Regions from separate parts of the Homo sapiens genome. Here regions 1 and 2 are each linked to region 3. The links are chromatin contacts, found by Hi-C or POLR2A ChIA-PET in ENCODE. All regions are on one chromosome and are shown on one strand. The core of a region is the stretch at or near the end of the contact, and the rest is flanking DNA. Distances in the headings are between cores, read along the strand shown. Region 1 holds the start of ERCC5 (ERCC excision repair 5, endonuclease). Region 2 holds the start of TEX30 (testis expressed 30). Region 3 has its middle 46 kb from the start of FGF14-AS2.

Region 1 (3,106 bases), core at 291-2,790, 410 kb before region 3:
TGATAATCTCATTATGTTTTAAAACTTATCAATGTCGTTTTATTTATAAGTTTTGTACCTACTGAAGAATTAGGGCTCCACAGTCAGGGATTCCTTTGCTGAACGCCCACACACTCTTGCACTCCATTTCCCGTCCCCAATCCCCCCGCAATCATTTACAGGACTCTTTCCACAAGCCCACGAGCCCCTAGACTCATAGATCCCCATTTAGGAAATTGGTGTAAGGTATCACCAGATTCTGAGCCAGAATAGATACTCAAAAAAAAAAAAAAAATGACTACATAACAAAGAAAAAGATAAAAATTTCAAAAGCAGTATCACGTTTTGCTAATGAAAAAAGAATTTAATTCCAATGACAAACAAAACCAGCCAAACATGTACAGAAACAATAGTCCTTAAAAAGTCAATTTAAAAAATGGGTAAAACACCTGTCCACACTATCCTTCCTCTAAGAAACATAAATGGGGCAAGACTCAAGCAAAACTAATCGTCGAAGTCTACTCTGCTCTCCTTACTGACCTCCCGGACAGGATAATAACTTTAAGATTTACTGTATTAATCGCACTAAACTTCTCTCATGTAGGCAATTTCTTTATTCCTCATTCCAATCCTGTGTGTAGATACTATCACCACCTCTACTTTGCAGATGAGAGAACTAAGGCAGAGAGGAACATAAAGCACTGCCACAAAGTGACAAACCAGGATGCACAGGCCGCTAAGACTGCAAAGCTGGGGAAAGCAGACAGGGCGGCCCGCCTCATCACCCGATTCCGCAATCAACCTACCACGGATCAAAAATATTTGCGATGGAAAAAAATAAATAAATAAAACATACCAATAAAAACTACAAAAAATTTTAAAATACAGTATAACAACTATTTACAGATCACTTACATTGCATTCGGCATTACAAGTAAGCTAGAAACGATTTAAAAGATTACGGAAGTGGGTAGTTTATATGCAAATACCACGCCATTATATAAGGGAGTTGAAGGAACTTGAACATCGTGGTATACGGAGGAGGGGCTGGAACCAAAGCCCCGGGGATACCGAGGGACGACTGTACTTAGAAAACCTAGTGACAGAGATTCTATAGCGACCCCGACCCCGACCCAAGACCATCATCCTGCAGATGCCACTGTGCCCAAGGCAGAGCCCCGCGAGGAATCCAGCCCCGAATCCCTGCACCCCAAGTCCCAACGCGGCGTTAAGGATACCAACAGCCAGGATCTTCCCTTCCAGCGCTTCGGGGCTGACCTGCCGCCCGGAGCACTCCAGCAGCTTCCAGAGCCCCTGGACCCCCATGAGGCGGCTGCGTCCTAAGAGCGGACCCCGACAACTTCTACTCTAATTCTTCTACGACGGACTGCACCGCCGCCTAGGACCCCGGGAGGAAGCCCTCCCTGCTCCTACACAACAAAGATGGCAAATAATACAGAAGCCACGGTTTTCCAGTGGGGGACGGCACTAATGGGAGCGCATTAAAGCGGAGAGACTCTGGCTGCAACACGTCTCAGCAGCTGTCACCGCCTCCCGGAAGAAAGACAGGTCCAGAGAATGGCCGTTGGCGGGGAGGGGCAGGGCCTCGCCTCGCCCAGCGCTTAGGCCCAAACGTCTGCGCCGCTAATGGAAGACCGGGGTGCAAGGGCCACGCAGGCGACGGAAACAGCCAGAAGATGTCCCTGCGACACCTCCCGCCTTCGCTGGTGGGTCCGCAAACCCATGAAAAATGGGCCCGCTCGGTTTCCGTCTAATACGACGCGCAGGGCGGAAGCTCCGCCTCCGCACATGACGTATATTTTCTGCGCTTGCAGCACTCCGGAAGTGAGAAGTTTAGCGCCAGTGGTGATGCCTTGGTGGTTACTTGCTTCCGTCACGCTGGCATCCTGAAGGCGTTAAGCATTAAAACAATGTGCAAAAGCGCCTTCTTGGTGGAGTAACGGGCTTTTGTTTTTGTTTGAGACAGGGTCTCACGCTGTCGCCCATACTGGAGTCCAGTGGCGCATTCTTAGCTCACTGCAGCCTGGAACTCCTGCTGCCCGAGCTCAAGCAACTTTCCCATCTCAGCCTCTCAAGTAGCTGGGACCGCAGGTGCGCACCACTATGCTTGGCGAATTATTTTTGTAGAAATGAGGTCTCCCTGTGTTGCCCAGGCTGGGAACTATTTTCTACACGCTTTTTTAGTATCGGTTTCTACCTTTGCGCCGCCGTGTGTGAAGATACTTAACACAAAGTGTTGTTTTACACGTGAAGAGACAACCAAAAGGTGGATGCCTTCTTGGTTTTGTACTATTTATTTATATGCTAGCACGTAGTAACTAAAGAATAATAAAATTTAAAGCCTGTGAAAATGTTAGGGTCCCAAAATTACTAAGCAAAAGGGAAAAGTCAAGCTGGGAACTGCTCAGGGCAAAACCTGCCTCCCATTCTAGTCAGTCATCCTTCTGCTCACTGAGATAGATGCATATTCTGATTGTCTCCTTTGGAAAGGCTTATCAGAAACTCGTATGCAGCCTTTTGTCTCTCATCTACCTGTGACCTAGAAGCCCTTCCTGCTTCCGAGTTGTCCCCACCTTTCTGGAAGGAACCAGTGTACTTACATATGTTGATTGATGTCTCCTGTCTCCCTAAAATGTATAAAACCAATCTGTGCCCCAACCACCTTGGGCACATGTCATCTGGACTTCCTGGGGCTGTGTCACAGCTGCGCGTCCTTAACGTTGGCAAAATAAACTTTCTAAATTAACTGAGACCTGTCCCAAATTTTGGGGGTTCACAAGCCTTAATCCTTGACATATAGTTTAGTTTTCTTCAGCATCTAAAAGTTATAATGCCGCGGCTTGTAGATCAGAAAGGACTAGAAATCAATTAACAGAGTAACCCCAGAAAAGGCCACAGCTCTGGAACCCTCAGGCCAAGATTCAAATCCCCGCATCGTGCCTCACTATGGTGTTTAGCATCCCTGAAGTCACAGTTGTTCAGAATTTGTGTCTCCATCAGTAATCAGGGCATAAAACCAACCTTGCAGACTTCAGTAAGTATTCAAGGTGTTACATGCAACGCACTTAGCACTAGTAACTATAAAGGATAGTATTAGCATCCATAT
Region 2 (3,055 bases), core at 495-2,994, 330 kb before region 3:
CCAACTCCTGACCTCAGGTGATCCACCCGCCTTGGTCTCCCAAAGTGCTGGGATTACAGGCATGCGCCAGGGCACCCGGCCACTGGCTAGCTATATTTATACCTACTCCTTCATCGTACGCTAAATAAGGGGTGGGTTATTCACGAATTTTCTAGAAAAGGGGTGGGGAGTTCCCCGGAACTGAGAATTCTTCCGTTTTTAAACCATATAAGGTAAGGTCTGGGCATTGCCATGGCATTCGTAAACTGTCAGAGTGCTGGTGGAAGTGTTGTAGCATGTTCATGTATTATAATTAGTGTATAATGAGCAGTGAGGGCACTAGAGGTCACTTTGGTCACCATCCTGGTTTTAGCTGGCTTGGGCCTGTTTCTTTAGGGCAGTTTTGGCCGTTTTTTTAGGGCATCCTGTTCTGACCAGATCCTGTTTTGCTCAGCAGGTGGTGATCAGTGCTTGGAAAGTCCTGCTGATCTCCTACCTCAACTATAACTGTGCAAATACTTTTCAGGGGGATAATGGAAATGTTCTTAAATTATAGTGATGGTTGCAAATGGTTTTAAAATTACTGAAAATGATTGAATGGTACACTTCAAATGAGTGAATTTTATGGCATGTAAAGAAATGTTTTTTAAAAACACAGCTAAAAAATTAGGAGACAAAGAAGTATTAAGACTTTGTAATTTGGGGAAACACTTGTGATAAATGACAGCGACTATGTGGTTTTGTGGAATGTATTTCCTTGTATGTACCGTGACAGAAAAGAGGGCAGGTGCCAACTGCACTGGGCTTGGGGAAGATTCATTCATTTAAGAAATTTTTTTTTTTCTGAGCATTATTCATACACAAGAGGTTCACGGTTAAAACAAAAATTTACAAAAAGCAACCCTTTCTTCACCTGGGAGCTTATAGCGCAGTGAGGAGACACAGATACATCCATAGCTCGTGAGGTGACCGGGGAAGGACAGGAAGAGCGGGGAGGTGATCAGGGGAGGCCTCGCTGTGAAAACCACGCGCCCTGTCGACCCCGAGGAGACGCGGCCCACGCTGGGAGGGAGCAGCCAGGACAAAAGCCGGTCGTCGTGGGGTCCCGCCTGGTGAGTGGGGGTGAGGACAGCGAAGTGTGGGCTGCCCTGGGCTTCCAGGGAAAGGAGCCAGATGGAGAGGGGAGATGTGGGGGACCGATCGCGTGCAACAGCCTAGGCCACTGCCGGCCGCTGGCTGTGGCAATGAGCGCGGAGCCTTTGGAAGATCCAGGGGACAGGCTTCCACAGCATCCACGTGGCTGCGGCGTCGCCGACAAGGCCCAGGCGGGGGCAAGATGGTACGAAGCGACCATTTAAGTGATTGTTACAATCATCCCCGCAAAGATAACAGGGGGCTTGACCCCATGTAGAAGTGTGCGAAGCGGCTGGTTTCTGTCAGCGTTTGACCTTAACGGGAGTAACGAATCGACTATGGGTGTGAGGAAGACTGGTCAGAGCTGATCGCGCCTCGGAATGGAGTGGTGGCTGGGATGCGGAAAGGCCCCGAGTGGAGCAATCCTGGGTGAGGCGGAAACGGGGGCTGACTTTCCAGCCGTCCGCGTGCTACTGAGGCGGCGGCCACCCTGGCACCTTCCCCTAGCTCCGCTAGTCCGCGCGTACAGCCCTGGGATGTGGCGGGCTGGGAGACCCACGCTCCCGGCGTGCTCTGCGGCCCGGCCCGCGCACCCGGGGGGCGTGGCCTGCGCGCGCGTGCGTCGTAGCCGAACGCTGTGGCGGGGCAGGCGAGGCGGTCGCTTCGAGCGCGCTAGTCAGCTCCCTGAAGGGAGTGACGGCGGTTGGGTGCCCGCGGCCACTTTTGCCTTCCCGGGTAAGTGCGGCGGTGGCGGTTGGCGCCGCCGGCTGACGGGCGGCTTCCTGGGAGACGGGGAGAGCACCCGGCAGGCCCGCCTGAGACGTTTGAGGCTCGCGGGCGTCACTCCTCAGGGGCGTCTGGTCCGAGCCGGGAGGCGTTCCGCTAAGTTCGGTGCCCGCGGGCACCAGCCGGTGGGGGCTTCGTCCGCTTTGCCGGGTAGGAGGGCGGAATGTGGGGTTGGTACGGGCGGGGAGAGCCGGACGGGGCCAACCTGGACCACGTCAGCCAGTCCCGGGTGACTGGCTCGAAGTAGCCTCGGAGTTGAGAGGGGTCGACCGGGGCAGCCCGCGGCGCAGCCCCGGCAGCGCGCATTTGCGGAGAGAACGGATCCCGTGCCCCGAGCGCCGCCGAGCCCCGCACGCCCGTGAGACCCGCTTTGAATTTTCTCTCCATGTTTGCTGGGGTTGTTGACCCGACCCCCCGTAAGACTCGGACTCAACGTTTTTGTTTGCCCCACGACAGCCAGCTTAATGCTGTGGACGTAACAGGGCACGAACGTTTGTAACTGAAAGTTGAAGGGGCTGTGGCGTCTCCGTCCCGTGGCGTGGGAGGTGATCGCCCAGCCCTTGTGAGTAGTTGTCGTCCTAGAACTCCGCCGACCGCCTAGCCGGTGGAGCCGGCGCTCCGGACGCCACTAGAGCTGGCGTTTCGTGGGCGCAGCACCTCTAGCCGGTCATCTTCACCATCGCCATTGAGGGCACTGAGGCCGGGCCAGGCTTCAAACCCTGCCCTCTCTGAACCTGAAGCCAGAGATGAAAACCCAGACGACAGTGGCCTGGCACGGTGGCTCACGCCTGACCCCAGCACCATGGGAGGCCGAGGCGGGTGGATCACCTGAGGTCAGGAGTTCAAAACCAGCCTGGCCAACATGGTGAAACCCCGTCTCTACTAAAATTAGCTGGGCGCGGTGGCGGACGCCTGTAATCTCAGCTACTCGGGAGGCTGAGGCTGGAGAATCTCTTGAACCCGGGAGGCAGAGGCTGCAGTGAGCCGAGATCGCGCCGCTGCACTCCTGCCTGGGGGACAGAGCAAGACTCTGTCTCAAAAAAACAAACCCAGATGACCTAGAGCAGGTTGCTTGGGGATTGCATTATGGGGCATTTTCCGTGTTTCTGAAGAAAACCAGCATGTGTGCAGCTGCCGTGAAGAACACACTGTGCAT
Region 3 (3,160 bases), core at 391-2,890:
CTAGGTACTAGGTAACTTGCAGCATTAATCCTTTATTAGAAAATATTTTTCTCCCAAACTACCATTCAGTAATACTAATTTATGTTTATAAATCAATGTGGGTGGTTTCCTTGTTTGATTCAATGAGCCATGTCTTTAAGATTTGACACAGGGAGAAATACTTCCAAATTTTTTCCAGGTAAGTCTTTAATAACAGCAATGATTTGTCTAATTATTCCTCTGGTTTTGAACACAAATTAACAATTTCCCCCTTTTTAGAAATAATAACAAAAACATTTTAACTTTTTCTAGTTAAAAACACAGCAATGAGCATCTTTGCTTATAAAATCATACTACGTGTAAATTATTTTCTTGACAGTGCAATTTCAAGTCAGAAATTAGGATATAGAAAAAAATCCCACAGGAAAAAATAGGTCAAGATTATAGTGAGGTGGGAAAACAAGTAAGAAAAACTCCCAAAACAAGGTGCTATTTTTAAAATCTCATAAAAACAAGAGAAGAGAAAATTTTGTGAGCTTGAAAAAAAGTTAGTAGAGCTAGCTAACCAATCTTTCTTCTAAAATTTGGGAAAATAAAAAGAAGCAATAAAAACATATTGTGATGAATCCCATGCTATAACAAAGAGAAAAGAAGGGGCATGCTGGAAAGACATGTTTAGGAAAAGAAAAAGGAGTGTGTGTGTGTGTGTGTGTGTGTGTGTGCAATTTCTAGCTCTATCCATAAAGAGGTCAAGAAACAATGACCAGCTCACTATGAACACACATTCACAGCATCCAGACTATGGTCTCAAAGATCATTTCTATTTTTTAAAAAGAGGGGTTCTTGGAACATTGATTGTGGACAGGAAGTGTACAAAATGAAACTGGGACATTTTGACATACCAGATAGCATAGAAGCTATAAAAAGCTACTAGGTTTGTGTCAAAAGGACACAAGAGTCAATTCAAAGAGGCTTGTATTCACCAAGGGTAGGATAATTTGAACCTTAATAAAGATACAGATTTCAATGGGTTAAAAACTATCAAATATGTTTAAACTTAAGAGTCTGTAATGACTATCAACAAGAGAATATCAATCTATGTATCCTGCCTTTTCTATATAGCCGCTATCCCTGGGTAATCAAGTAGCAGATGAGCAGAAGTGTCGTTTTACAAAATTATTACAGCCAATAAGTGAAAACAAAATGATAGAATTAAAATATTACCATTTGTAAACTCCTGTGAATTAAAGGGTCCTGAGCATTGAGCATCAAAGGCTGCTAACATCAAGAAAGAGAAAGACATAATGTGCTTCATGATGAATGAACACACCACCACTCTAACCTTGCCAAAGGGATCAAATTGATTCTGATCAAGACTCTGGATCCAGCTGCCAATATGCAGGAAAAAGCAACATGTTGCCCTGAAGCATGAGAACTCACTTAGCAAAAGCCAAGCAACGGGAAACTACAGCTCACAAGTGTAGGCTCTTCCAACAAATGAGTTAGGAGAGAAGAAAAAAGATAGATTGAAAGGAAGTTAAAGGTATTGAAGGAAGACAGAGACCCTCTCATATTGTTTTATACTCAGTACCTGTTTTAAGAAAAAACAGCAAGGAAGTAAAACCAAAGACAGGCAGCCTGGCGCCAGGCCAGAAACCAGGTCTGAGCATGCCTGGCCTAAACCCAGTAGTTAAAAATCAACTCATAACTTAGAAACCAGTGTTATTCATAGATTCCAGACATTATATAGAAGAACACTGTGAAACTCCCTGCCCTGTTCTTGTTCTCTCTGACCACTGGTGCATGCAGCCTCTGTCATGTACCACCTGCTTGCTCAAATCAATCATGACCCTTTCATGTGAAATCTTTAGTGTTGTGAGCCCTTAAAAGGGACAGAAATTGTGCATTCAGGAAGCTCGGATTTTAAGGCAGTAACTTGCCGATGCTCCCAGCTGAATAAAGCCCTTCCTTCTACAACTAGGTGTCTGAGAGGTTTGGTCTGCGGCTCGTCCTGCTACAGTATCAATTTTAAGAAATGAGAAGGCTAAACTACAGTATCTAGGGATGTAAATTAGGATAACAAAACAATACAGTAATAATGTAAGGAAATGAGTCCTCTAAAAGCTGTGAGAGTAATTCCTCATGGAGGTAGAGAGCTGTGGTTGGTCCTGGACATTCTGGGGGCCTTCTGGAGTGGCTGGAGAGTTCTTTTTCTTTCTTTCTTTTCTTTTCTTTTCTTTTTTTTTTTTTTGAGTCAGGGTCTCACTCTATCACCCAGGCTGGAGTGCTGGAGTGTGCTGATGCAATCTCAGCTCACTGCAGCCTCTGCCTCCGGGGTTCAAGCGATTCTCCTGCCTCAGCCTCCGGAGTAGCTGGGATTACAGGCATGTGCCACCACACTTGGCTAATTTTTGTATTTTCAGTAGAGATGGGGTTTCACCATGTTGGCCAGGCTGGTCTCGAACTCCTGACCTCAGGTGATCCACCTGCCTCAGCCTCCCAGAGTGCTGAGATTACAGGGGTGAGCCACCGGGCCTGGCCTTTTTTGTTTCATTTTTTTTTTTTTTGAGATGGAGTCTCGCTCTGTCGCCCACGCTGGAATGGAGTGGTGCAATCTCAGCTCACTGCAACTTCTACCTTCCGGGTTCAAGCGATTCTCATGCCTCAGCCTTCTGAGTAGCTGGGATTATAGGTGCCCGTCACCTCGCCTAGCTAATTTATTTTTATTTTTAGCAGAGACAGGGGTCTCCCCATGTTGGCTAGGCCAGTCTCCAACTCCTGACCTCAAGTGATCTGCCCGCCTTGACCTCCCAAAGTGCTGGGATTACAGGCATGAGCCACTGTGCCCAGCCTGGATAGTTATTTTTCTTCATCTGTGAAGTGGGTACAGAGATCTTAAAAGAGACAAAATCAGAACAAAACTGACTAATTTGCAAGCAAGAAGCAAGAATGGAAAAGAATAGCGGTAATGTAAATTCAAGTACTTGCAGGATTGAAAAGAGAACTGTTTCTTAAACCTAATTATTAAAAGATAAAACTGAGGAATTTTTTTTTCTTTTTTTTGCTCCATCATCCACTGACACAGAAACCTAGAGGAATTTTTGGAATACAACCTAACTTTACATCTCGAGGAACTAGGAAAAGAAGAGCAGACTAAATCCAAAGTTAGCAGAAGGAAGGA

Evidence for each region. Hi-C counts contacts between places; a loop is a spot of excess contacts on that map. ChIA-PET counts read pairs that join two places held with the same protein, here RNA polymerase II (POLR2A). Pooled maps may share reads with other maps.
Region 1: a map with no recorded cell type shows a loop between it and region 3 (8-fold over the local background). The contact joins the promoter of ERCC5 here to the enhancer-like site in region 3. A Hi-C loop is called at or near these places in 1 of 168 maps with a recorded cell type or tissue (endothelial cell of umbilical vein), 15 of 37 single-sample maps with no recorded cell type and 10 of 50 pooled maps. POLR2A ChIA-PET finds 5 or more read pairs at or near these places in 1 of 52 experiments (OCI-LY7).
Region 2: a loop to region 3 is called in a map with no recorded cell type, with 6 times the contacts of the local background. The contact joins the promoter of TEX30 here to the enhancer-like site in region 3. A Hi-C loop is called at or near these places in 4 of 37 single-sample maps with no recorded cell type and 4 of 50 pooled maps.

Annotation. Positions count from the first base shown.
Region 1 is chr13:102,844,466-102,847,571 of GRCh38, reverse strand. ERCC5 (ERCC excision repair 5, endonuclease) reads right to left here and starts at 1,540. Exons shown (of 15, transcript NM_000123.4): 1 at 1,218-1,540. The coding sequence starts at 1,305. All of the region lies in intron 9 of BIVM-ERCC5 (BIVM-ERCC5 readthrough), which reads right to left. RefSeq lists a silencer at 752-801 and enhancers at 963-1,785, 1,152-1,941, 2,152-2,201, 1,786-2,610.
Region 2 is chr13:102,772,475-102,775,529 of GRCh38, reverse strand. TEX30 (testis expressed 30) reads left to right here and starts at 1,744. Exons shown (of 6, transcript NM_138779.5): 1 at 1,744-1,848. RefSeq lists enhancers at 634-1,311, 1,312-1,989 and a silencer at 1,572-1,911.
Region 3 is chr13:102,438,996-102,442,155 of GRCh38, reverse strand. No RefSeq gene overlaps it. Among named protein-coding and RNA genes, the nearest start is that of FGF14-AS2, 46 kb to the right of the region's middle. Within about 2 kb of position 1,640, at least 3 of the 41 ENCODE cell types and tissues checked have a DNase peak (open chromatin) inside an H3K27ac peak, as active enhancers do; they include OCI-LY7, where a contact is called at or near this core.